Linked DNA regions of Mus musculus: regions 1, 2, 3, 4, 5 and 6 are each linked to region 7. Evidence: chromatin loops called from intact Hi-C (ENCODE). Cell type or tissue: heart. All regions are shown on one strand.

The links. A loop is a pair of places that touch in the nucleus more often than their neighbours do. Peaks named below come from ENCODE experiments on the same cell type or tissue, not always from the same donor. Only the 100,000 strongest peaks of a DNase experiment are listed, where the experiment ranks them.
Region 1: it touches region 7 in a loop (2.5-fold over the local background); 9 of 42 quality-filtered maps call a loop at or near these places.
Region 2: it touches region 7 in a loop (3-fold over the local background); 9 of 42 quality-filtered maps call a loop at or near these places.
Region 3: a loop joins it to region 7, with 5 times the contacts of the local background. A loop is called at or near these places in 18 of 42 quality-filtered maps.
Region 4: it touches region 7 in a loop (2.7-fold over the local background); 10 of 42 quality-filtered maps call a loop at or near these places.
Region 5: it touches region 7 in a loop (3-fold over the local background); 23 of 42 quality-filtered maps call a loop at or near these places.
Region 6: a loop joins it to region 7, with 2.9 times the contacts of the local background. A loop is called at or near these places in 8 of 42 quality-filtered maps.

Annotation. Positions count from the first base shown.
Region 1 is chr15:53,235,955-53,239,954 of GRCm38, forward strand. All of the region lies in intron 1 of Ext1 (exostosin glycosyltransferase 1), which reads right to left. Among named protein-coding and RNA genes, the nearest start is that of Ext1, 110 kb to the right of the region's middle. In heart, a CTCF peak has its summit at 1,795; no DNase peak of the experiment used is centred here.
Region 2 is chr15:53,256,957-53,260,956 of GRCm38, forward strand. All of the region lies in intron 1 of Ext1 (exostosin glycosyltransferase 1), which reads right to left. Among named protein-coding and RNA genes, the nearest start is that of Ext1, 87 kb to the right of the region's middle. In heart, no CTCF peak of the experiment used is centred here; DNase peaks (open chromatin) are centred at 1,545 and 2,435; H3K27ac peaks cover 445 bases.
Region 3 is chr15:53,686,689-53,690,688 of GRCm38, forward strand. All of the region lies in intron 3 of Samd12 (sterile alpha motif domain containing 12), which reads right to left. Among named protein-coding and RNA genes, the nearest start is that of Mir28c, 74 kb to the left of the region's middle. In heart, a CTCF peak has its summit at 2,179; no DNase peak of the experiment used is centred here.
Region 4 is chr15:53,262,274-53,266,273 of GRCm38, forward strand. All of the region lies in intron 1 of Ext1 (exostosin glycosyltransferase 1), which reads right to left. Among named protein-coding and RNA genes, the nearest start is that of Ext1, 82 kb to the right of the region's middle. In heart, no CTCF peak of the experiment used is centred here; DNase peaks (open chromatin) are centred at 84 and 2,268; H3K27ac peaks cover 1,336 bases.
Region 5 is chr15:53,126,388-53,130,387 of GRCm38, forward strand. All of the region lies in intron 1 of Ext1 (exostosin glycosyltransferase 1), which reads right to left. Among named protein-coding and RNA genes, the nearest start is that of Gm41323, 190 kb to the left of the region's middle. In heart, a CTCF peak has its summit at 2,368 (motif pointing right); a DNase peak (open chromatin) is centred at 2,364.
Region 6 is chr15:53,222,063-53,226,062 of GRCm38, forward strand. All of the region lies in intron 1 of Ext1 (exostosin glycosyltransferase 1), which reads right to left. Among named protein-coding and RNA genes, the nearest start is that of Ext1, 120 kb to the right of the region's middle. In heart, a CTCF peak has its summit at 2,260; DNase peaks (open chromatin) are centred at 1,709 and 2,309; H3K4me3 peaks cover 242 bases; H3K27ac peaks cover 941 bases.
Region 7 is chr15:53,341,366-53,345,365 of GRCm38, forward strand. It overlaps Ext1 (exostosin glycosyltransferase 1), which reads right to left. Exons shown (of 11, transcript NM_010162.2): 1 at 3,037-4,000. The coding sequence starts at 3,998. Among named protein-coding and RNA genes, the nearest start is that of Ext1, 2.8 kb to the right of the region's middle. In heart, a CTCF peak has its summit at 2,022; DNase peaks (open chromatin) are centred at 2,026 and 3,056; H3K4me3 peaks cover 3,651 bases; H3K27ac peaks cover 2,862 bases.

The DNA of each region.
Region 1 (4,000 bases), 110 kb before region 7:
CCAACCTGAAGCACAAAACTCAATCACTCAGAGAAATCAAGGGCAAAAGGCACAGCGGTGATCAGCATACAACTGCATATGCTTTCTATGGAGAGAAGAAATGGCCATATTAGTGCTAGATACCATGGCCTATACGTATATATCTGTTCCTCTGTCCTTGTGGGATATGCAGTATAGCCCGAGAAACCTGGATGTCTACTCATTGGCAGAGTTAAGTAACAATATTATTTAAGGCTGAGTCAACATGTCAGACAGAGAACTTTCAGCATTGCAGTGAACCAGAGGCTCCTCAGGGGTAGGGGATATGGTTCCCACTGCCAAAGGCCTGCATGTCTGGCTGGAGTGCTTTAGGAAAATGAACGACAGAGTTAAAATGGCAGTATTTTAATGGCAGTTTCCGCAATCTCTAGCCTCAGCCCTGCACCCTGCTGGTGGCAGCCTGGCCACCGCTGCTTCTTTCTAGAATATGAAGGAAGGAAAGATATGAATCTCGAACGGAGATGCTGTTGAAAGTGAGAGCACTGACAAAGTGCTCCTTCTACCTCTGCTAACACATCCTCTAAACGCAGACCCAAGCTCTGGGCTTCGGGATGGCGGACCACGCAAGGCTACCTTTTAGGAATTTAGACCTCATTCGCACTATTTACATTTCAATATTCAATATCAACCCAAGGCTAATGGTTGCCCTGTACCTTTAGAATATTCCACCATTAGAGATACTTCTGGAGAATGTCGCTCTCCATGTGCAACAAAACCGTAGGTTTCAATGCAAGCTTTGAATTGAAGATTTTGTTTGCTTGTTTGTTTGTCTTCATTGAAAGAACTCTAGATTGGGCTTCTGCAGTTCTACATTTCACGAGAGGAGACTGAACCAAAGCCAGCCTCGTCCACAGAGGAACAAGCTGTTTCAGACAAGCTACATCTACGGCGCTAGGAAGACTGATTCACTAGAGAAAATGCTCCTTTTACAGTATCTCGTACATCTGGCAGAGACCACAGTACTTCTAACCCAGTAGACAGATGAAATCAGATGCAACCAGCATGGTTTTTTTTTTTCCTACCGGCATAATAAGAACACCAAGCCTATGGTCTGAATCCTGAATCTAAACATTACAGAGCATCAGCTGTTTGGACATATTCTTTCAATTAAGTGAATCTTGCACAGCACTTTTAAAGGGGAGTGGGAAGGGATCGAGTCAGAAAATGCAGAGCAGGCAACAAGGAGGACGGGCCCATAGGAAGTAAGGCCCACGGGAGTGTCCACCCAAACCATCTCCTTTGCCCTCCTCCTTCTACCACTTAAATATCCCCTCCCACTCCTGCGATCTTACAAATAAATGGAGCTAGCATTCTGACCCATCAGCACAGTAATGGTTTTCCACACCCCAGCACTTTTTGACATCAGCCTCCGACCCACTCTAGCTTGGCTCCTCCACGGGGGGGCCAATCAATATTTGTTTTCAGTGCTGACCGTGTGTTCAGGCATCTTTGTTTTGGAGCCAGATCTTCTTTAGAAAAACCAGCATGGTAGAAGAAGTCTCTAATCCAATCCATGTTTCCTGCTGACAGGCAACTTGCCTGTAATTCATCAATGATATCCCCTTGAGCTATGGATTTTTCTGGACTGGTGACCTGCTGGGTATGTTCCTGGTTCTCAATATGCATGGTGTGGGTGGGGAAGCTCGTTCCAAGTGAAAGATGTGGCTGGCTGGGGAAGTTACAGTGCTCTCTCTAACAAAAAAAGCATTGTCTGGTGGGGAAGTCTCCAGAAAAAAGCTTAGCTTGTTGTCCTGCTGCTTTCCTCTCCCCACACTAGAGGGCTGAGAATGTTTGAGCTCTGACTGCCCCGTCCCAGTGCGGCACAAGAACCATATTGTGTTTGGTTTTTTTAATCTCTTGTTTTCCTTATTGCCTAAAGGACCCACCTCTAAGAAAAATGCCTTAAAATTCTGGCTTAGAGCTAAGATCCAGTTTCACAACACTTTCTCAAAGGGACTTACATGTTTGACCCAGTTATCCCTTGTATGCATTCCTCACAGAACCATGCCAGAGACATTATAGATGGTCTTATAGAAACCTCAGCTTACCTTCTCATCTACTTTACTACAAGCATCCTTATTGTCCACTGCCATCTTCTAAGTTAATGATGTCTGGTACACAGGATGCACTGTCTGCAGAATCAACAAGTGAATGTCTGGACTGGGTTGCTGGGAAGAACTGTGCCAGACTGGTTGCAGATATGAACATTCTCTAATGTCTATCTAGAAATTTGTCATTCCTCAGCAATGGGAATCCTCAGGCAGCTGCCCCTGACCTGGATTGATTAATTAACTAATTAATTAATTACTTGCATGGCTCATAGTCCAATTGCTCAAGAGTCCTGTGTACCTACTAGCCACCCTGTTGGACAACGCAAATACGCAGCTAACTCCCATCATCCAAAGCTTCAAGAGCCCGCAGAAAACAACAGAATATATTCAATGGAAATCTTCAGAAATGAGCATCTCCAAGAGTTTTGTTGCGTGCTATTCTGAATTAGTCCAGCATATTCACACTGTATGTGCTGTATCAATCACTCAGGACTGTATCAATTGTTCAGATAGCCTAGTGCTTGTCTGCATGGAACCCTTATATATATTACCATGAAGATCACAGGTCTGTGTCACTCCATTTCCTCAAACAGGCATTGTATAAACTCTTGGCACCACAAGAAGTAGGACAGGAACTATACTACACAGATTTTAAACCAGAGCACTGTGACACTCCCTTTACTCCTAGTATGGGTAGCAGAGGGGGGCAGATATCTGTAAGCTCAAAGCCAGCATGTTCTACATAATAAATTTCAGGACAGCCAGGTGACGGGCTGTCTTTAAAACAAAACAAAACCTATTTTGTGATGGGAAAGAAGTGGTCACAGTCACACCGTTATTTTTATTTATTTATTTATTTATTTATTTCATTTTGTATTTTTTGTTTTGTTTTGTTTTGTTTTGTATTCAAGATGGGATTCCTCTGTGTAGTCCTGGATGTCCTGGAACTCATTCTAAAACTCAGGTTGACCTCAAACTCAAGAGCTCTGCCTGCCTCTGCCTCCTCGAGTGCTGGGATTAAAGGCGTGCGCCACCACCCTGGCATAAGAATTTCTATTACTATAACTTCAGATGAGCTGAACCCCACCCATGCTCTTCAGCCAGGGCCCTGAACGGCACAAAGCAAAGGTATCTGCAATCTTAATACTTAATGTTCTCCCCTCTCTTAAATCCATCATTGTAATAAACAGCTGTTCGTGCTGGCAAAGCATATAGTAATTTGTGAGGCAGCCCAGTAACTGGGAAAACAAATCTTCATATTGGAACATCTGAGACATTTTGTAAAACTACATTATTCCTACAGTTCTTCAAGTAAATTGGAAAAGGGAAGAGAAGAACCACAAGCAAATGGGAAACAGTCGGTTTTTTGAAATGGCTTATTGTAATGCAACTGAATATTCCTCTTTCACTGACCCTCTACCCACCCTGAGCCAAGCAACTAATGTTTTTGTTTTGTTTTGTTGAAGAAAAGGCTAAATTTTTCCATGAGTGCTCTTTTCTGAGACCCAGCCTGCTGAACACTGATTTTATTCTCATGATCTTACCCAGCTCTGAAGATGGAGAATCAGATGCCAAGATGTCCACGATCCAGATCACCGTGGTTCAGCCCCAACTGCAGTGAAAGTCAGTAGTTATGGGAAAGGGAAGTCCCCTTCTGCTTTCTCTCCCTACACTAAAGGGCTGATAAAGTTGAAGCCCTGACTGCCACTTCCCAGCACGGCACAATGACCATATTGTGCTTGCTTTTTATCTCCTGTTTTATTGAGAGTGAACATCTCACTCTATTTAGCTTTGCTAGCTTAGAACTCCCTTTCCTCAAATACATAGAGATCCACCTGCTGAGATTAGAAGTGTGCACCACCAGGCTCACCCTGCATGTTTGTTTTTTATAAATCTCCATTGTACACTAA
Region 2 (4,000 bases), 84 kb before region 7:
AGTAATAAGCCAAAGGGGACAGACACCATCCAGATGCACAATGGGGACAAGGCCTTGCAGATCTATAAAAGCAGAGTTGGTTTCAAAGAACAAAAGGGACTTCAGTGTGGTGGGAAGATGGGAGGGGAAGCAAGGGCTGAAGGACTAGCCCCACTGAGGTCACCTTCTGCTCTGAGCCTTGCCAACCAGAAGGCTCAACTCTCTCAGGAGCTACGCCAAGCTGCCGCAGAGTGAACAAGACGCAAAAAAATCATCTCAGGAAAAAATAACCTATAGCACGTGCAAACTCATCTCAAACTCACCTCTGCTTACTGCTTGCATACAACAAGCCAAAGGTAGCCAGGCGTGGTGGCGCACGCCTTTAATCCCAGCACTCAGGAGGCAGAGGCAGGCGGATTTCTGAGTTCGAGGCCAGCCTAGTCTACAAAGTGAGTTCCAGGACAGCCAGGGCTATACAGAGAAACCCTGTCTCAAAAAAACAAACAAACAAACACAAAAAAAAAAAAAAAAACAAAAAAAACAAAAAAAAACAACAAGCCAAAGGTTCCCACCATCACAGAATAGTGAGTTAGAGACTAGACAGGCAGCAGCAGGCCTCTCGATCATGGTGGGGCTCAGTCTCTTCCTCGTGCTGGTTCAAAGGAACAGGATCACCGTGCAGAAACCATAAAGATGAATTCCGGGGACACACGGCATACTGGTCAACTTCCTAGTACACTTTAACAATGTTTGTGGCTCGTAGCATTCTGTGCCCTCGAGTACTGGTAAGTGCATTTACAGAGATAAGGTAATCGTCAGAGGGAACAAAGTCAAGATTTTAGTGTAAATGGATCCAAATCTGGTCAGCGGAAGACGGTTTTTAAGCCTCCAAGACATTCCTCCTAAGTAAAACTACCTCATTCGCCTCACACTGTTTCCTCTCTTTTGTAGGCTAATTAAAAAGCTTGTCTCAGCTGGCCTGGTTTAATAATAGAATACTAGTTCATATTTAAACAACAGAGTTCAGTTGTGAGAGGTTTTGCCTCTTGTAAAACCTTGGGCTTTACTTGAAACACACACACAAACTATATGATGCATTTAGAAGAGAAAAAGTAACAAAACTGAATCGGCTCCTTAGGAAAGTCACCTTTAGGGCCAAAGACACAGGATTCCCCTCCCTTCCTCTGGCTGACTTACACTCTTGCGACTGATTTATAAAGCAAGCAAAAAAAAAAAAAAAAAATTAAAATAGGCCCACAGCCTAATGAACAAAACAGGTATCAGATAAAAAAAACCCTCCTAATTGGAAGATTACATTTTTAGCTATAACCTCAAAATGGATTTTGCAAAATTATCAAAGCAACTCAAATCTGCAGAATCTTAATTTAAAGCAATGTAATTCTAGACGGCAAGGAACCTAATTGCTGGCTAAGCAACTGTTTCCAACTGTAATTGGCTGCGCACAACCCTGCACACAATCGTGCACACACATGCTTAAGCCACCTGACGTGGAAGGCATCTGGACTGGGCCCAGCGCTGCCAAAAGAATCTCTGGAAAAAAAAATGCAACAAAAGGAATGAGCTCTCTCGCACAGGCTCCTCCACGCATTGGCTCAGAGCTGCCTCACTTTCCAGAATCGCTCCCTGAAATGTCAAGACGGAAATTAGTGCCGTTCGTTGCATAATGCTTTTCCCCCTTCCAAGCAATTTCAATACTTGTGAGAACTACTCAACAACCTATCACAGAAAGTTGTAACTAAAACACACACACACACACACACACACACACACACACACACACACACACAGAGGAATACCAAGAAAGGCAAACTCACAAGTATGTTTGAGGTTGAATTATGTCCCTCTCCTAGCCATAATCCTCATTATCTCTTGACTGTGATTTTGTATGGAAATAAGAGCATTGTTATATAAGAGTACTTATGTTAAAAGGTTATGATAGAGCAGAATGGGCCCTGAAACACATATGACTCACGTCCTTACAAGAGGAGAAAGTCTGGGTTTGGATGAGCCTGTAAGTGAAGGGGGGGGGGGGGGGGAGGAGAGAGAGGAAACTTGAATGCATTACTGACTTGAAGATGAAGACAGGACAAAGGTTCTGTAAACCAAGGAAGGTCAAAGGAGCAGAGAAAAGGAAAAGGCATCTGTCAGCTGGATGAAGGAAGCAGCCTGCAGATACCCAGGTCTTAGACCTCTAGGCTCTATAACATAAGGCTGGTGTGGCCTAAGCTACTGATTTTCATGGACTTTTGCCATGGCCGTCCTAGTAAACTAACAAAGTGGACAGGCATAGCCATAGATGTTTTTACTATAAAACTCTCTATGCCACTCTCCTAGCTGTAAGCACGTGTGTGTGTGTGTGTGTGTGTGTGTGTGTGTGTGTCCCTGGTTGGTTAATTTGTCATGGTTATGGGTAGATGTGGTTAATCACAGGACTGAGGAAATTCTGACTCAGAATCCCAAGAGACTGGAGCTACAGCTTTTGTCATGCAGCCCTGAGTTCACTCCAGCTCTGGGAAACTCCAAATCCCAAAGAGAACACAATCTTGTTTTCTCTCTCTTCCTTTCAATACAGATGCAGGTTTAATTTAATAAGACTGTCCCACTTCCCAAGTGCAATTAAAAATGGCCTTCATTCCTCCTCCGAATGAGTAAGCTTTACAATGCTGCAATCTATGGTTCAATAAAAAAAAAGCAACTATCGCACCCATCACTGCAAAGCTGTAAAACCATGACCAACGTGCTTCTGGAGACTTTGGAAGCAGAGGAGGAAAAAATAAAAATGAAAACAAACACGTAAACAAACAAAAAAACCTTAAAGATCCAAACACAAAAATATCAAAATAATAATATATTATGAAGGCTTTAGAAATCCAGCCCTTCGTTTCTGAAACCGTTAGTTTCCTACGTTTGATTTCCACCCTTGGTCCTTTTCATGTGGTAAGCAGGACAATGGGACAGGAAAGGAAAGAGGTGGTAGAAAGACAGAATGGCGTCTTCCGTAGAGGGAGACTGAAGTCACGAGCATTTATCTCTAGACAGTGCTGGGAACCACTGTGCACAGGATGCCTGTGTATAGAAAACAGAATGTGAGGCAGAGACATGCTTACGAGAAGAATAATCGTTAAAGTGCAGAAGCCAGCATTACACTGTTAGAAGCCACCACACAATCAATAATGGGTACAAACTGTAGAACAGGGAGAGTCGTGTCCTGTGATCCTGCATCTCTCATCGTCTGCACTGGGAAAAGGAATGCTTAAGGCTCCTCAGAATGACCTTCAACCATGCCTTCAAGGCTGTAGGGTGGCGGACTATTTCCTTCCCTATCATTATGTCCCATTCTAACAAGTTAAGAGGAAAAGACATCTTTTCTGGGTGCCAGACACTATTTTAAGTACTTGATGTACTGTTAAACATGTGTCTGCATCCTGCTTTTATAGTTGGATTAAGGCAAAGGTTAAACGAGTCTTCCCAAAGTTAACAATGGAAAGTGGCAGAGATGAGGTACTCACGTCCGGCCCACAGAAGCACCAACAGCACAGCCTTGAAGCCAGCAGTGGCTAATAACCAAAAGCAGTAAATTCAACACACGGGAAATGGTTCTTTTATGTTCTCATGTTGCAGACCTCTGACTACCCCATTGTTGAAAAGACACCCAAAAATGTCAGGCAGCCCTCGTTTCAAAGGCTCCTCCAGTGTCTCTGAAGCAAGTTGCCAGGTCTTTTAAAAAAGGGAGTGAATATAAATTCTGTATTCGGGGCTTCAGTAGGACTCCTTCTAAAAAGTCTACCCAAAGACGGTTTTAATAGAATTTCATGCAGAAATTACTAGCTGAGATAACAGGCCCATCTCCGCTTCTGCAGTCACCGGAAAGGTAAGTAAGTGGTTAACCTCACAGTATTTGAGATTTTCATGTTTTCAGCCTTGCTGGAATTGGAAAGAACACCTCATGGTCCCTTCTTTACGTATCACCGATTTCAACTTTTATGCCACATTCCACTCC
Region 3 (4,000 bases), 350 kb after region 7:
CAGCAGAGCTTTATTAAAATGTCTTCCCTATAAACGTTCTGAGATTTTGTTTTTTTGAGTTTTTCTGTTATGTAGAAACAGATAACCATCAGAATGTGTTACCAAGAGAGAGGTTCATGTGGCATTGACTTTAGAAGACAGATGTGACAAAGGGTTTTAGGTAGAAAGTATGAGAGACAGCTTTCAGTGAAATAAGTGTGGGAGATGTCACCTGGAAGTGAGGATGCTGGAAGAGAGATTTATATGATGCACTGTGGAAATTTGAGAAGCATGTCCTTGGCCCTGTGAAAATATAACATAGTGCTGTGTATAGTCCTGGAGCCAGGGAGGTGGATAGAGTGAAGGCCCAGAGCTCACTGACCTGCCAGGATAGTCAAATGAGTGACACAGCATCCTATTTTCCATCCCAGGCCTGGTAGCGCCTAGCCCAATTTCATACACAGATAATAGGTACTCAGCACATAAACAGAGTAGGCACAGAATGAGCGATAGATTTTTGAGAGCATCATTAGACCAGTAAGAACAAGAGAATATATGTAATATGGCTTACTATCGTTTTTCCTGTTACTTCAAATTTGAAAGAATAATAAAAACTCTTTATAGAACATAATTGAGCAATTTGGTGCAGGGTCAAGAGGTGGGGGGTAATCTGCTGAAATCTCGGATGTTTGCAGTGAATCAGAGTTTTTAATGGATAAAAAGTTATTAAACAATGGCTGTCAGGCTTGACTGTCTGCCAAATGATGAATCATTGGCATAGCTGTATTTCCCAACTTGGAAATTTTGCAACTCATTAATAAACTGCAACTCTTACTAGGTGTTTGGTTAAAGCACACTTAAATAAAGAGTTTGCAAACATTTATTCTCTACAGACATCTTCCTACTGTATTCTGAGTCGGAATACAAGACCATTTTCCCTCTAAGATTGCAGTTTCCAAGGAAGGGCACTTTATTTTCAAGAATTGTAAAGAGAAAAATTACTATTAATTCATTGTTTCAACTCTGTCCAGTAGAAAATTATTATGTGTGAAGTAAAAGGAGAGGTTGAGAACAGTTACCTGCCAAACATGGGTTTGGGCTGGTAACTTAGTTGGCAAAATGCATGCCAAACACAGACAAAGCCCTTGGTTCTATTTGAAACACTACATCCATGTATGGTCCCAACATTGAGTAGCTGGAGGCAGGAAGATCAGAAGGTCAAGGACATTCCTGACTACATGGAATACATGGAACTCTTGTCTTAAGAAAATCATCATCATCATCAACAACAACAAATCTACAACATCTTAGTGACGTTTCAGTATTCACCTACCATTTTTAAGAAAGAAAGGAGTGGGGAATACCTTTATAGCTTTTCAGCATCAGTCTGAGAAATAGTCTACTTCATACCTAATCCATCTCAATTTAGCACACTTAGTATCTGACCTTTACTCTTACTCTGGAAGTCTTTGAATAGAATTCAACCAGCCCTTTCATTTTGAAATGTTAGGCTCAATATATATTCTATTACTAAAAGTAGCTTTATATTAAAGGGTGGGGTTCATGGTATAGATGAGGAAGACCACTGGAGACCCCTTAAATGGGGAGGTAATCCCTTCATATTTTCCATAAGCCTGCACTGCTAAGGTTAGGTTCTATCACCACAGAATGTCCCAGTGAATACTACGTACCTAAGGCCTAGCTAGCAGAGTGTTCTAGAGTTTGCAGGGACACTGACCAGGTCGATCACACTTCTGGAACAGAGAAGGACAGCAAGCTGATCAATTTAGAGTCCAGTGTGACTAAGGAGAAATTTCTTTTTAAAAGAATATTACTAGCGTCTCTCATCCCATCTCACGTAGCTGCACGAGTGGCGCTGTTCAGAGATGGTAGTTTTAAAAGGTGGGAACAGGAGCCTGATCGTAGGTCATTGTCATGTACCCTCAAGGTGACTGTGGAACCTCCGCCTTTGCCCAGCTTTGCTCTCTAGGTAAGTGATGCGTGGATGCTCTGTCCAGTGTTCCCCATCCTTTGGTCTACCCACAGAAGATCAAAGCAATGGGTCTGCCTACTTCTGTACTGAATCTTCAAAATGTGGGTCTAAACAAACCTTTTCTCTGCATATGTTAATTATCACTCTATAGAAAGCTATTGCAAAGCCAACTCTACCGTTAGTTGGTGTAACTGCTCCCCCTGGAGGAACTCAAGAGAACTGCAAACTACTCACCATCTAGTGTCCTGCCCACAAAGACTGAGGAGAAGTCTTTAGGACAAAGCAGGTAAATAATCCTTCGCAAATATTTCTTCCAAGGATAATTTCTCAAACAGATTGAGAACCACCACACAGCTCTGTATTTCAGATCTTTTATGTTTTAGTTTGTACCCTCCCAGAACAAGACAGATATAAAGATGCACACGGCCACCATGGCCATGCTTCCTTTTGCATTCGGATAATTTGAGGATAAACTACTTTAAAGGATAAAGATAACAAGATAATCCTTGAGTGTACATGTACATTATTAGGGATAATCAGTTACTTTATGTTATAAAAATAACAGAAAGGCAAAACCACTTTTTGACAAAAGGTTGTACTTAACTGGAAAAAAAAATTGACTAAAGGAGAATGTGTAGCTTCTGCTCTTTGTTCAAGATGAGCATACCAGGAAGGTGACTCTTGATGAGGTTTTGGTAGCATTACATTTCCTTCTAGCCTACGGCTTTTAGTAACCCATTCTAGGATAAACAGTCTCCATTCCTAAGTATGTTTTAAGGATGAGCTGTCCAATCTGCCCACACATGTGGAACAGCCAAGTCTCCTGGACACATTCCATGTGCAGAAGTGGCAGCTCTGACTCAAACTGTCTGCCTGTCCCGTGTGAGAGCGAAGAGAGGAAGAGAGGCCTTCCATGGCAGTTATGGTTCAATGTCATTCGTTCAGTGTGCCCCTTCCCTTCTCTCTGGATGGCTATTTTTTTTTCTTAGACATTCCCCACATCTCAGCAAAGCACAGACATCAGTGGACGGAGTTGTAAAAGGAAAAGGAGAAATCAGATTTTCTTTCTAGCAAATCAGGGAACCTGGGTTCACTAATTTAACAGCTCTACTGAAGTGGAAACAAAGACACAGTTACTCATCTTAACCAGTGCGATGACATTGAAAAGTGGGACGTAAAGAAAAACAGAAAACATTATAAGAATAGATTAGCATCCTGATTACTAACTACAGTAATTGTTACTATTAATTAAGCTAATAGATTAGGGAAAGAACTTTGACCAGACAATGCTTCCATCCCTACCGCCTCCCCCTCAACCCCTCCAAGTCAGGGAACATCACTCAAATTCTGGTACAGAATAATTAGTGACATTGCCCTTCTATTCAGTTGCCTCTAACAGGCCCTTGGGAGTCAGCTGGATTCAAAGAAACCTTTAAACGTGAACAGAATCAAATAGCCGAGACTGGGCTTCATCTAAAATAACATAGAGCTTGTTGAGCTAAATGGTACAGCTGCCAAAATTCCAGATTGTAGAGATTGTCCTAAGTGAAAATCAAACCATTTTCTGGCATACAGATTCATTTATTGAGGCTTGGCTAACCTGGCCAAGTGCTACTGAGGACAACCAACATATGATAGAATCAGAGGAGAACCTCTCAGCCAACAGGACCTTGCTTGACTTCTCCAGGCTTGCTTGCCCTCGCTGTAGCATCCATCTCAAATACGTACCATCGCCTCAAATACATACCATCTACATGCATTCGCAGAATCATCACTGAAGACTATTTGATTATGTAAAACTCCAATTTTATTTTAATGAGTTACCTACTGTGTTTGTATTTTGATTTTTTTCAGAACATTTGCATATTTAAAGAAGTGTTTAGAAATGTGGCCCATGATGTTTTTTGGGGGAAAAACTATGGATTAAGGAAAAAATGGAGCTCTGCAGAATGGGGTTAGTGAAGGAAACTACATTATGAGAGTCCTCCTAGTAACCACCCAGCTTCAGAACAGAGCTCCATTCTCGAA
Region 4 (4,000 bases), 79 kb before region 7:
GACTGCATCGAATCCCTTCTGTGGGTGATGACCGACGGGAGGATTAGAGAAGGTGTCTGGGTTTCCCTGTATTATCCTGGAGTCTCTGCTATCAGGCTCCGTCCCAGTCACTCTAGAACACATATCCTTGAGCACTACAAACATACTCAGGAAGATGAATCCTATTTGCTTGTTATCATCTGGACACACACATCCTTTTTCCTTTTATTCAAACTTAAACGACTTCCTTCTGCTGTAGAGAGGTGCCCTTTTATTACAGCCTTCTGGGATTTGGGAAGCAAGTGTGAGTTCCCCAGAACAGTACTCTACACGTCACTCTTCATCCTCCAACTCTCAAATCCTAATATTTTTGCTGTTTATCTCAATCCACGCCATCCTCTTAGTCATTTAGTTGCCCTGATCAACCTACTATAATATACATATGGATGAAGGGATAAAGGGAAGGAGGGAGGGAAGGAGGGAGGGAGGGAAAATATAAAGAACGGTCTACCTGAAATCAAACAGAAACGTGGCTGAAATCCATGCTTTTCAAGCAAGTCTCAAGACTCATAAAATCTCTGACAAGCCAACCACCAATGAAACTGTAATCATAGGCTTTATATTCTGTACAATTATGTTGCCTATGAGCAATAACCTATTGGGTGTCTATGAAGTTGATATATATATGAGAATGTATCAGAGAGAAAACAAGAAAAAATAGTGTTGGGAAAAGAGAGAGAAAAAATAATACGTGTTTAAAAGATGCATCTTCCTTTCCCTGAGGCCTCACTATGAACTACCAAAGTTTGACCAAAATGGCTATAATGACTGTCTGTTATTTTCTTAATTTTTTTTTAAATATTTATTTATATGTAAGTACACTGTAGCTGTCTTCAGACACTCCAGAAAAGGGAGTCAGATCTTGTTACGGATGGTTGTGAGCCACCATGTGGTTTCTGGGATTTGAACTCGGGACCTTCGGAAGAGCAGCCTGGAAGAGCAGTCAGGTGCTCTTACCAACTGAGCCATCTCACCAGCCCTGTTATTTTCATAATTCCATTAATTTATTATTTTATGGAATGCAACCAGGCAGGTTAAAAAGTCCTGTATTTTTTTCCCATGGTCAAACATTTACAGAATGAGGCTTTCCATTGAAGCACCCCACCCCCACTGATTTGGCACAGTGCATTACGATTAGTATACACACAATATCAAGTGTGTATACTCCAAAAAGTAAATGGTTTATCTTCCACTCAAACCAACAAATAGTTTGGCACAACCTTTCAGCACCCTATTTTAAAACAGATATATTTCTCAAAAAACAAAACAAAACAAACAAAACAACAAAAACAATCATACAAAAAGGATTATAGTACAATTTTTAAGGAAAGGTTTTTTAAATTTGATCCATATTTTCTATTAATGAACAAAATAGAGTTTTTTCATCCAAGCATATGTTAATGTGATGGTTTTATCAAAAGCCAAGGGAAAGGCAGGAAAGGGGGTAGGAGGGCTAGAGGACTTAGGTCTAGAGTTTTAATCCACATTCTAGCTAGTCCTCTGTTGCATTCTTTAAACGCTGGCGAAACCAACTTGAGACAAAAGGGCTTATTTATCTCACACTCCCAAGTCCATCATTGAGGACAGGACCTCACTGAGGAACCTGGAGGGAGGAGGTGAAGCAGAGGGCATGGAGGACTGCTACTCCCTGGCTTGCTCTCCCTGGTTTACTCAGTGGATTTCTTACACTACCCATGCAACCTGTCCAGGAATGGCCCTGACTACTATGGGCTGTAGGCACCCACTTTAATCAGCCTACTCTTCACCTGAGCTTCCCTCTACCCAGGTGACTCTAGTTTGTGTGGAGATGACAAAACTAACCAACACAATACCTATGTTATATGACATGTCATCTCAAGGCAAGGTCACATTATTTCCTAGATGTTAACTGACTATGATATAAAGTTCATGAGTAAGAGAGTTACGTTGCTTGAGATAAATGAGGGTAAAGTTTACTTTCCCAATAACTACTGAAAAAGGAAGTTTGCTCTGAGTAGGGAAAAGGAGACTTATTAAACTATTTTCCAGAACTTCAAGTAGCATTACTGGTACACAGACAATGAACTAATTATAAATAACCCAGTAATCCTTACGAAGCATAACAGTCCTGAGTACTGGCAATTAAATACAGTGTCACCAGACTCAGAACAATGGGAGGACAACAGGGACACCCTCCCTGGCGTTGCTCAGAAGAAACCTTAGTCGGCCAATGGCAACTTCGAAGTAGGAACATCCCTGAGCCGAGTGGAGGACATTTAGAAGACTCCCAGGCGACAGAGGAGCTATGGGAATCAGAAGCAAGTCCTCTGCCTTCCAAAGGGAATGATGATCACATCCAGATGCAGAGCCATGTGACAGATTAACCTTCCTGTGTCAACTCCATCACCAATGTTGGGAAGTTAGCCCAGTGGGTAGTGCATGCCACTCACGGATGAGGAACTGAAATCCATCCATCCTCAGAACCCATGTAAAATAGCCAGATGCGGTAGCACAGCAGGATACACTTATTATCCCAGTACAGGGAGAGTAGAGGCAGGTGGTTCCCTGAGACTGGCTGGTCAGCCACCCTGGCCTAATCAGCAAGTTCCAGGCAAAGCTACTGTTTCAAAAACAATGTTGACGTCTGGCTCCACAGGTACACGCCCACAGGAGCATGTATGCCTGAAGATATGCACACATGAACACAATCACCAAAGATTAATACAGAAGCTGGGCATGATGGGACACCTCAGCCTCATCACTCCAAAGCTGCGCCATCAAGATGATAACGTTGAAGCCGGTCTGAGCCACAGAGTTAGACCCTGCTTTAAATAATGCTAACAATAAACAATAAAAAACTTCTAAAAATAAAAAGCTACTGCTGAGGAGGGGAGGAAGGAGCCTACATAGGAATGACATGAAGAAGTGGCTATAGTACCGAGGAATACATGGCTCTAGCAGTTCCTGAACCACAGTGTCGGGGCCAGGACCAGTGAGGTAAAGGATGGGACTGTGAAGCTCATACAAAGCACTTCTTCCTTTCTTCCCACTGATCATTCATTCTCACGGTCCAGGGCCATGATGCATTAGAAGCAGTGACTCCGGGGCTGGGAACATAGAGATGCTGGACATCAGACCTGCCTCAGGCTGACAAGTAGTCTACAGTGTGTTCTGTTGTCACTTACTGCCCCCTTCCTTGAACCCTTTTCATCCCCTTGCTGACTTCTGGACAGACACAGACGGCTGGCAGTCGGAAGAGATCATATACACTCGTGTAATTGCCCAGGAGAGAATGTATTATTTTGTTAATAAGATAAGAGGGAGCTCTTATGCTTCAGAGTTAAGACAAAACAGAGGAGGAAAGAGTGGGAAAATAAGCCAGAAGCTATTCTTAGTAACTGCCAAGACATCTCAGAGCTTTGCTGCTAGGCTTCTTAGTACGACTGTCCTCTCAAGAACTATTAGAAACAACAGAGGGGGGGAAATGCCAGGAGTGCCCAGATAGGACTGCACTCAGGAGGCGGGACAGATTGTTTAAGTGCATGCCTAACTAGCATGCATAAGACAAAGAAAGAGAAAGATGGGAATGGAATCAAAGAAAGGAGGGGATGGGAGAGGAGTTGAGAGCCTGAGAATAGACCATAACTCTTTCCAGGACACATGTCAGGTCAGACGTGTCAAAGAATGTTGAACAGTTGGTTCTTTCCTTCCACTGAAGGTTGTGGGTATGGAACCCAGCTTTTGCCTCCATGAGCCTTCAGCTCCATCTCTCCACCCCAGAGTTATTAACTTACCACAAAGACTCTGCTGATCAGTGCTATCAAGAACTAGTCCAGGACACTGCATCCAGGGCAAGGGGCTTGAGACACACTTGCCTGAGTAACAACAGCTCAGGAGACTAGAGGGTTGAGGCAGAAGGGAGAACAAACAGGGCTAGAGGAAGCTTGAAAGGAGGCCTGGCCATTGGAGGAGACATCAGGAG
Region 5 (4,000 bases), 210 kb before region 7:
GTCATGCAGAAATAAGTAGAAATAATCTCTTTCAAAGCATCATTCACACAAAAGATTATGGTGCTCATGGGTAATACAAATAAAGTACCATGAAATCTTAAAACATAGAACTCATACGTGCTGATTTCCAGGTACATTCATATTCTGACCCCCTTTCCCTCCTTCTCCCCCAATATGGTCATCTGTGTAAACTATTCCGAGCAAGCAACCATTAAACATGGCAGGTATGTTCATTTAGTTCACCCACTCTTGTGAAATCCTCCCAGGGATCACATAGGCCCCAAGCCCCAGACATCAGGATTACTCCCCTACTCCCCTGGGAGTCTTCTTACTAGAGACTATGTGTTAATGATGAGGAAGATTAAGTCAGTGGCTACTTATTCACAAAACAAATTTAACGGAAATAATAGAAGGGTTGAGAAGGCTACTCATAGTAGCACACGCCTGTAATCACAGTACCAAAGCTGGGAAAGATGATCACAAATTCAAGGCCAGATGGGTTACAGAGCTAGCTCTGACCTCAAACAGGGACAACGCAACAAAATAAAACAAGAAAAAACAAACCTCAGAATTATTTATCAGATTAAGATTTCAAACATCATTCTTACTTATCCAGATGTAGAAATCTGAAGGATATGATACTGGAGAGATTAATTCCAAATGGATGATAGATGAATCTCTATAGAATAATAGAAATTAAAGACAAAAAAAATACCCAACTGAATTCAGGACAAGAGTTTATGTGCACATATTACTTCTGGGCTATTTCAACCCTAGCATAAGCAAACTCAGGAAGGGAAACATCTCCCAACGAAGGGTGCTCAGTGACTTTACTCTTGTGGGACACTACTGTACATTTCTTTCCTATTGAGCTGTCTTGATTTTATTGAGTATGTATTGTAACATATTTCCGACCACACAGCAGTGACTCAGTAGTGTCCTTTGTAAACACGAGATGTGTATATACACAGCAGAGATGAATTTTTAACAGGGGCTCTAACTTGGGCCACCGATTAGATAGAGTACAGCACTGCTCACTGATACATTTGGTTCACTCCAGATAGGCCCCGATAACATTTTCACATTAGCAGAATTCCTATCAAAATTGAGATCTTAGACTTCTTATGACAAATGAGAAGTTCCAGGAACTCTGGGCTGCACTTTCTCAGAGAGAATTGGCAAGTGCTGAGCTATCTTTGCTTCCTTTGTGATGTCCCTTACCTGTCCCCAGGAGCCAGGTGCTATTGTGATACTGTATCACTGTGCTATTGTGATAGTATACTATCACAATAGATACCCTTGTGATATATATCACAATAGTTACTACTGAATCACAATAGTAACTACTGTGATAGTAATGCCTTGTATCCAGGTGAAGTGGCTAGACGTCAGAAAGGACTCATAGGAGACGGGATGTTGGGAAGAGATGCCTCCTCCAACAACAACCAAGTACTTGTTTTGGTAGGAAAACATTTCATGTGGTCTGTAAAATTAGCCATACTAGAGACAAACACATTGGGTTTCTTTCCCAAGGGCTTCTTTCCCTCCCTCTACCCACTCAAACTCCTTTCCTGCCCTGAATATAAGACCATGGGCATCTATAGCCCAGTCTGCAGTGGAGAACCATCTGTGAATGTCACAGAGCGGCCTGCTGCCACTCAACGGGCAGCCCATGCTGGGCTACTCCAAGTCTAATCCATAATTTACACGAGATACTCCGGCATGGAGGCTACGACATAAAACATTTATTGACAAAGGAAACAGCCTGCCACTTTAATATAGTTATATTTATTTATGCAAAGCAACACATTCTATCTATTTATTGAGCCTTATAGGAAATTTAAGTCCTTATTTGGGGGCTGTGAAAAGAAAGCCAGAAAATTCCATGAGATGTCTGAAATTGTTATCTTAAAACTTACGGTTCACAAAGGAAGTCCCCTCACACCTCGAAAGCGGGGGTGGGGGGGGCGTGGGGGGGTGGGGCATGAGAGTGCCACATCTCTCTGTCTGTCATCTGTCTCACACAGAAGGTATTTGCTACATGCTGTAACCTTGGTCCACATAATACATACAGAGAACAACAAAACAGTGAATGATGGCATTTCACTCTGCATTTTATCCCTTGTGTCCTAGTGTGAACCTTGGTAATGCTTACTGAATGAACTCAGTCTGCTGCTGTGATTATGAAAATGTGTGTTCCAAAAGCAAACTCTTGATTCATGGTCATTCTGGACATCAGCAGGACCACCAATTTGGTTCCAACGCCTTGTATAGCGTTGGCCACTCTTAAAGATGATGCAGCCAGCATTTGCTACTACACAGGGCTTCCCAATCCACTGTGAATGTAGGCACCAGATGCAGCCAGCAGATGGGGCACGTCCATATGGCAAGTGTCCTCATTGAACTGGTCTGGTGAGAAAGGCTGTAAGACCCTGCTTCCTCCTCCGAACCATCAAAAAAGATACCAAGTAGGAATGCAGAGAGACACCCCTTCTCTAAAAGGGGTGTCTGGTAATTTTGTTGGCTTCCTTTTCGTTCCTGTTAGAAGGTTGAGAAAAATAGGGGGCAGGAATAAATGTAGCTAGGATGATCATGATCCACCAGTCAGAAAGGAGAAAGGTATCACTCCTACTACTTGGAATGGCTACATCTCATTTAGTCAACTTACACATCCTCTGAGCCTACATGTACGGAGGCTATTCGCTCTGAGCCCACTAACCCCTGGAAATAGCTGCTGGATATCCCACAGGTCCCAAAAGGAAACAGAATATGTCCTGCAGAACATCCCATCTACAGGGACTGTACACACTGACAATGTGCAAATGGAAGGTACAACTACACATTGGGATGAGAGCAAAAGAGCCACCCATGTGACTAGAGATGCTGGGGGGTAGTATCCTAATGAGGACAGATACCAGGGAAGCCCTCTCTGCAGAAGACAAGGTCTAAGGACTGCGGGAGAACACAGCTCCAGGGGCAAGGGAAGAGCAATCCAAAAAGTGGAACGCAGGAATGCTGGGTGGCAAGTTGCAGCATTCTCCACACATGCAAGAACAATGGAAACAAAGTCAGTCTCTGTGGGGGTGGGGGGTGGAGGTACTGGTGGAGAAAGGAATGTAAGTGGTAGGGCCAAACACAACTGTCTGGGAGGGAGGGCAGTGAGTGTCTCTGATTCCCATCCATTAACACACAACCTTGGGGCAACATAGGCAAATCAATGAAACACACACACACACACACACACACACACACACACACACACACACACGGCTAATAAGTGCTTAATTCTGCAGTTGCTTTTTACTTTTTTCTTGTATATGGAAACTTCTTTTACTTTGCAAAGTAAGCATAAAAGCAAGCACCATTATATCAATTTCCTTTTTTTTTGCAGGTGAGGAAACAAAACTGCAGAGAAAGCTTCAGTGGTTTGCCCTGGATGCAAGAAGATCCTACCTGGTACAGTCCAGAAGGGCACCTCTCAGTAGTGTGTTTACAAAGTCATTCTCATAACATCCAGATGTGCTTTATGAAGGGAGTTAAAGTCTAGGCTTTGGGGGAGGGGTGAATATAGCTCTAGTGGCAGTGAGGATCAATATGTTCTAAAAAGACAATCTATGACTTGGCACTGAGTGTAAGAATAAACAGGCCAATACATGATCTTCCTGCCAGATGCCATCTTCCTTAGGAGTTTTGGTTCTACACATGGACACCAGAAAGACAGTCAATCAAGACGATGGACTTTCTAGGGAAATTTCAAACAGACACAGCCCCTGTTGGGACTCTCCCCTGCTCCATAGCCTAGCTCCTTCCCCCTGCCACCTCTGCACACCTTGATCAAGATAGGCTGAGGAGGCGAGAAGTAGCTCTGCTGTGGTCTTGTAGGAAGCCAGAGAGTTCAGAGGTGTTACACACAGGCACCCAGGAACCCTGAGCTTGGTCAGAGCCAACCACTGCCGCCTTTCCCAGCTGCTTCACATCGCTCAGAAGATAAAGTTATTCT
Region 6 (4,000 bases), 120 kb before region 7:
CCTCCCCCAGCCATAAATCTCCCCTTTGGAATCTTAATTTCAAATGCTGAGATACATTAAGGAGTCCAATGTTTGTATTTAACTATGCAAAAGTACTTCTTATCTGAAAGTTTCTCTCTAAGTTACAACTCTGGAAAGGATAAAGAAGGAAGGAAGGAAAAGAAGAAAGGAAAGGGAGAGGAAACACCGTGGAGTTGGTGAGATGGCTCAGCAGGTAAAGGCCATGGACAGCAAGGCCAACAAACTACATTTGATCTCCGGTCCCACTAGGTAGACAGAAAGAACTCCCCAACACTGTTCTCTGACCATCAGAAAACTGACTTCACGGTACAAAAAAGTGTGTCCACATACAAACATTAACTAAGTAAATGCAAGTCTTACATTCAATACGAGAAAGTGAGACAGGGGAGTGGGACAGGAAGAAGGTTCTGTTTCTCTCTGGGGATGTGGTGGGACAGCAAGGGAAGCTCCGAAGTGTTTATCTACAGATGAGTCTTAGCTACATGAGTCACACTCTTAGTGCTGACCTCCTGAGACATATTTCTACTGACTGTCTCCAGAAAATAGAGACACTGGGAAGGCTAGGTCTGGTTTGTGGCCAACCAACCAGTTCCATGACTAATCCACACATTACAGTAAGTATGAGAGGGGAAACTGCACTTCTGATAGACCGCTTTTAGGTTTGATAATTCCCTGCAATCTTGCCATAGAGATAGGGCAAGATATAATAAGACCCAAGGAGACAAAATATCAGAGCAGAGAAGCTTCCGAGGTTTGCCACTTGGACAAGTAGAAGGGATTCTAAGTGACAGGCCCAGCTTTTGGTCCCTGACCGTAAGACATTGCTTTATTAGGTTAAAATGCAAAAAGATCACATGATCTCTACAAACAGGCTGATAGACTCCAAAAGGAAAGAGGGTGATGGAAAGTGTAGGGAGGGGGGACCAAGGAAGCTGGTTAGTGGAAGCAAATAAAACAAGCAGTTCTTTAAAATGCAAAACAGAGTCTGTACCTCCATGTCTCCCTTGTACCTGGGCTCTAAAGTAACCTTAGAGAAGAAAGATCCTGTGGATCTGGGATGGAGAGTTGGCTCAGCACTTAGGGGCACTTGTTGAGAAAGACCAGGGTTTGATTCCAGGCACCTACACGGAGGCTCACCACTTCCTCGTGCACCAAGCTAGAAAGCGGTGCACACATGCAGTCAAAACACTCATACACATAAAATAATAAAAATAAATCTAAGAAATTAAAAAAACAAACAAACGAACAAAAACAAACAAGAAGAATGAAGAAAAGAGGAGGGTCATAAGGATCATGTGCAGAGAGTTCCTGTTGACCTCTTGGTCTACATCTGCCTACATCCAGCCTATTTGGAACAACTCTACCCCCATCTCCTCACATGGCCGATTCATCCTGATTTTCTGTCTCCGTTCAAAAGCTACCACCTCGGAGACCTTCTTGAATTGTCAGAGCTTAAAACCACTGCCTCTCTGACTAACCCAGGTATTTTTGAATCACTGTACCCTGTCTGTGTCATCGGTAACGTTGCAAATTTCTAATGATAAGGTTACAGTATACAATTATGCATTTAACTTTCAATTGAAAATAATTGGTATTTGCAAGCTCCAGGAGTGCCGAGATCAGGATGTCTTTTTGGCAAGCTTCCACTGCTTGCTTCCACACAGCTTGCTTCCTGGCAGGAGGTGGTGACCCAGGAGGGATCCACCCCGTCCATATTCCCTGACCCTGGACAGGAGCTTCTCTTTGACGGTTACCACCAAGCAAAACTTGAGAAACAGCCACACAGCAGTGCTGAACAGCCTCCAGATTTTAAGTCACACTAAGCTAGCTAATGAGCAGCTGTTTCTCTTCGGGAGAGACCTTGAGAGAGGAGAATCCCATCCCTAAGCGTACACAATTAATGCCACTGTTTGAAAAAGTAAGTCCTTACAAACTGTGTGTATGCCTTTTCTGTTTCTCTTCCAAACTCAATATATGGAAAGCCTGCCCAGAAAGTTTGCTGAAGAACTAGTCTCTTTCCACTTTCCCATCATCTGTGTTCTAATCCAAAGGTCTGAACTTTATCCCACCCACTCTTTCACTAGGGAAGGTTGAGAATATGCCCCACCCCCACCCAGATTGCCCATTCCTTCCCCCCTCCCCCCTCAGTGACTCGTAAAGTGGAAACTTCACTCTGGTTCTCCAACACTGTTTTCATTCACAGCAGCTGGAAGACAGAGGTCACTGTCCTCTCTCCTGTAAACAAAAAGGCCAAGCTGCAGTCCTCAGGCACCCGGGGAAACACACATCCCTGCTGGGAGGGCAGCCCCATGCAGGGACTGCACAGCAGGGTGGTGTTTGCTGTGGGCCAGGAAGCGGTCCTCTGCTGTCTGTGGCTATGCTGTCATTCATGGAAAAGCCAGATCCATCAGTAGCTTCCTTTTCAAGGGACCATTTGCAGGTTTATTGACTGCCCAAATATGGTGTCTTCTATCCAGAGGCTGGGTGAGCCTACGCCTCAAGAGTGAAGCCATGAGGATGTGAACAGACTTAAAGAGTATTATGTCCGTAGGAAAATGTCTGCAGACATCATAATGTTCCTAAATGGGTTTTTGTTTTTAAACTGCTGCCGTTGTTTGTTTGTTTGTTTTTAAAAGTTATCAGGTTTGACTTTACTAATAAGGAAACTACAGTATTCAAAGGAGAGGAGGTTGTAACTAATCTTTGTGCTGTCTATGGAGGACGAACGGCTAAGCAAATTATAATGCATGAATAAGGCCATTCCAAGAATAGATAAAACACTTGGCAGAAACTATTTTGGGTCCCCTGTAGTACTTTGGAGCTACCCATTAATTTATAAACAGTTGATCTACTAATTACAAAACCTTTTTATCTATTCATTTCACTGGGTCCCTAAGGAGCAAGGCAAGCAACGCTGATAGTTCCTCCTGGTTGGCACTGACCGGCTCTCTGCACTTACAGAAACTGTAAACAGATCCTTTTAAAGGAAGAACTTTATAGTCTCTGTAATTTTTAAGATTTAAATGGCATGCAGAGCAACAGGTTTGCATATGGCATTTTCATACATACTCAGACTCGGTTGATTCTTTGTCCTCCCATCGGCATGGCCCTGCCCCTGCCCCACTATCATCCTCAACCCTCAGCAATGGCCCTTGTATTGCTCACATGGCTTCCCTTATAGCCTCTGTTTTTCCCCATCTCCTGGGCCCCTTTCTAGCTTGATGACCACTACCCGCTGCCACCCCCAGCCCCCATCATCCAACATATCCAACAACTAGACGGTAGAATTCACACGTTTTGTTTTTATCACCAAGGTAATCAATTACCATAAACAGAGCAACTGGAAAGACCACCCACTGACTGTTGGCTCACAGACACAATTTGGCTGACTCTACCACCCAGGATTGCACAAGGTATAGTTAAAATTGTGTTGTCCTTTGGAGCTATGGGTCTCGGTCTAGGAATGGTGTGGCAGAATTCCTTAGGTCTCTGTTTGCATATTGCCCTCAGTTAAAAGCTAGTCTCTGCTATCAGAGGACACCTGACTTTCTTGTCCACTCTCTCCCTTTTTAAAAGCAAGGAGATGCTCCAGCCCATGTCAATCCTTATCTGCAGGACATATGTAGTACCTTCTGAAGGCTCCAGATCATCAGAATAGGATAGGTCTCGTCACAATAATCTAATAGATAATTCCTATCTCTAAGGTCTTAATTTTATCTACAAAATCATCCTTTCGGAGTAGCCCTTATACGTTTATTCAACAAGACAACTGGAGAGTATGAGTCTAGTAGAGTATGGAAGTCTTGGGGACCATGTTAAAATTCCATCTACCAGGCTGGAAAGATGGCTAAGCAAAATAAGGCACAAGCTGCCAAACCTGAATCGTTAGCCACATGATGAAAGAAAGGGACCTGGCCCCTGGAAGTTGTCCTCTGATTTCTAGGAGAGGAAGAGCTCTCTCTTCCCTTCCCTCCCCCCC
Region 7 (4,000 bases):
CAGCAGTGACTCAGTTCGGCTGGTGCCAACTACACCGGTTATAATGAGTAACTGAAAGCCAGATGTGGTGGCTCAAACCTTTAATCCCAGTACTCCGGAGGCCGAGATAGGTGGATCCCTGAGTTGAAGGCCAGCCTGTTCTACAGAGCTCCTTCCAGGACAGTGAGAAATGAAATAAAGTGAAAAAATTAAAATGAAAAAGATATGTAACTAGTAAAAATTATGTGCACTATGAAAAAAAATGATATTTAATGTAATTGAGAAGCTGGATCAAAGTTTGCAGGAACTTTTTCTCTAGAGCAAAAGTAATTCCCATTCATGCCACCCAGCTGTTCTGCACCGGTGACATTCATGTGCTTTTCACAAAATCACCAGTGGGACACTTCCCTTGAGACCTACAACATTACACACCATCACGATATCTTGGAGTTGAAGTATCTGCTTATGTTCTTCTAGTAGCCTAACTTGACCAAGGGGCTATAAATTTCCAATCTAATTATCAGATCCGGTGTCCCCAGCAAACCCATACCAGGTTGCTTGCCGAGGCAAATTAAGTTGAAACCTTTTCATAGGTACTTGCTAATGCAGAAGAGAAGTAGATGAAAATTGATCTCGTCTTTACAAGCCATTACCAAATGAATGCCTAGAACACCTCGGAAACTGCTTAAACCCTGGGTAAAAATCAACTCAGAGATGACTCCAGGAAGGACCACTTCCACAGATCTGACTTCAGCATCTCATCTCCAAGGGTCTGGTGTGGTTAGCCTCAGTGTGGCTGAGGAATTCTGCATTGCCCTTTACTTCCGAGTGCAGCATCGGTGTAGCCTGGTGTATAGTCACGGCTTCCAGATTCCTGCATTCTTATTTCCACCCTGTGTATTCCAAAGTCAAAAGCAAACAAACACCCAGCAATATTTGTGAGTAAACAATTCTGACAATCCAAGATGGGTAAGGAGTTAAATCTCTAGGAGTTCCAGTCTGCACTACTAACACATCCTAGTAAACAAAATCAGAGCTAGCGGGATTGTAAAAGGAAACAGAAAGCCCTGAAAAACCCTGCTCAGGAGAATAGTAAACTTGTTTTCTTTCTGGATGCCACAGTCCCAAACAGAGACGATCCTGAGGCCCCGTCCCAGGTGGTCTTTAAACTTAAATCAAGAAGAGGTGGAGGGTGTCAGATTTCTTGGCCCAAGGACCGAAAGGTGAAAAATTAATTACATTCAATTAGCAAAACAAAGTTGCTCCGAAGCCAATCAACCACACCTTTCTCCATCTCCGCTCTCTAGAAAACAAAAGTTTTCCATAGAAAATGTAAAGAATTGGCATCTGGGGTGGGGGTGGGGGGGTCGAACACACAAGGAACATCCGCTCTTTCCGAATGAAGAACGTCATGATCTTTCTATAAAGCTTGGAGAGATTGCTTTAGAAGCCATCAAAAGATCAGCCTCTTCACGCCAGCCAAAGAAATTCCTAGAAGGCACAAGCACCCCCAGAATCTATCAAAGTATATTGTCCTTTCAACAAAGCAGTTTCTTTCTGACCACAGTTAAAGAGTATTTTTACTCTGTCACAACAACACTCAACATTCACGCAGAACTTCCGTGTGTAAGAGGAAAGGAACGATGGATTCACAATTGATCCTGGCCTCAGGCTTTTCCCAGGATTGAAACGGAAAACGTCCAAGGGGCTCAGAAGCAGAAGCCCCAGGCTTGATATTTCCTCTCCCTTCTATGATCAAGTCGGGGAGGACTTTACTATCCCATCCAATCACTCCCACCAAGACCAGAGAGTCTGAGGGAATCCATGGACAATAAATAATCACACCTTTCATTTCAGGGCCCGGTTACCCCCACCCCCACCCCTTCCTGATCCAACCCCATCTGGAAGCCTTTTCCCCTATTCTGCATTTCATGAATCAATTGCACAATCTGCCAACCTCTGCCAGTTCCTCTTGTACTCAGCTGAGAGGTTTCTCCTTCCTTCCCTGGGTAGCTAGCACAAGGCTGCTCTGGTTTTTAACTGGCGTAAAGTGGAAATGCACCATAGGCGCTCACTCTTTCCCAGCCGGACACAAGTGAGTCTGGGGCACTGACCTCAGCTATCAGGAAGCTGACCGATGGACCCACAGGCCAGCCTCGGTTTCAAGCAGATTTGTGGATTCTAACTTTGACCTGAAATCCTGTGTGTCAGCGACTGTGAAAGACGAGGAAAAGGAAGACTGAAAGGGGCTACAAAGTAACCAACTCAGTTACTTAGCAACTAAACAAAACTCTCCCCTCCACAGAGGCTAAGGAGGCATCTCAAGCCCATTCAAAGAGTAACAGTCCACATTTATATGCAAATAGATAAAGACAAAGAAGAAAGGGAAATCTAAATTAGTAAGGGTAGTTCACTGCAGTGGGCCTGAGGCCCAGATTTTAAAGTTTCCCCAAGAAAGAGAGGGCTTATAGGAATGAATGAATGAATGAATGACCCTAACCAGCTTACACTCTACCCTTCATAAACATCAGTGCTGTAGAGGAAGTAAGAGGCAGTCACAAGTTGGGAAGGTAAAAATGAAAATATTCTAGGAATCAAGAATCTAAAGCTTAGGGGGGAAGGTGCAAATTTAAGCCTAGCCAACTGCACAGAGAACAGGTACCCATGTTCTTGAGAGAAACAGACAAAGCCCAGGGGTCAGAGTCTGTGGACTTGCGTAGAACATGTGTCTCTCTGAGTCGTCACAAATACCCTTTAGTACCCTTTCCAAAACTTGGATCCGAGCCCCCATAATGCGCCAAAGACACATGGGTCCTGAATGGTTTTCAAAGTATCAGGAAGATTCCCTTCTTCACCAACTTGACTGGAGAGAGTACTCTTGTCGAGTTTGCCTGAGAAGCCCAAGCTCACCCCACACACTTGAACCCAGCCGCTGGATCCCAAGGAAGCAACAGAACTGAGGGCTTCTGTCTCCACCCCGCATCCCCCACCCTCCCACCTGGACTCAGGTATCCAGGGCCCAGGGCCGAGCCTCGAAGGGAGGCAGCCCTTACTCACTTCTCATACTCGGTGTTGTCTCTGTCACAGCGAGAATCCTTGTGCTTTTGCCAGTCTTTGCCATGCTTGCAGGTGGTGAGGAGCAAGACGTCCTCCCCGTTATGGACGTGATATAAGGCATTCCTGGTGTCTGACCCTATCCCTGTCAGGTACCGCTTCCCCTTGAATACCAGCATGTACTTCCTGAGAGGAGGGATGGTGTTAAATTTCAAAAACCCCCTCTCCCCTCCTGTCCTGGGATGATCCTTAGAAAAGAGGGGAATAGAAACATCAAAGTTTGGTCGGAAGTTTTCAGTACTGATGCTGGCTTTGGCCAGCATCGCCTGGCCGATGTCAAACCCCACGTCCTCAGTGTAGTCAGGCCAAGTGCCAGAATATAAATTAAAAATTAAATGATTCCTACCATTGTTCCACAAGTGGAGACTCTGCACTTTGGATCTCAAATTGTGCACATACTGAGGTGATAACTGGTCTCTGTCTAAAGTATCCAGACTCAAGACAAAGAGGCACGCCTGGCTGGGGTCCGAGGTGTAGAACCTGGAGCCCTCGATGGCCGCTAGAATGTTTTGGTAACTTTCGGCGATTTTCTCCCCTTTCTGCTGCGGGTACACGTAGACTTTGAAGCCGTTTTTCTTGCAAAGGGTGAAATCGAAGCAGGACTCCATGCGGCACTTCTTGCCTTTGTAGATGCTCGAGTTGGCGTCTCGCTTCTGCCGGGGGGAAATGTGCACGCTGGAATCCTCGTTTTCCAATTGATCCCAAGGAAAGAAAGGGCGCAGAGCGTCCGGGAAGCGGGGCCAGAAATGATCCGGACTGGGCTGGTGCAAGCCATTCCGACCACTGTGCTCTTCTCTCCGGCTGTGGCTCCTCGATGCCCTAAACTGCACGCCTCCAAAATAAAACAAAAGGGCGAGACAAGAGCCAGCTGAGAGCAGGATGAAATAGCGTTTTTTGGCCTGCATGT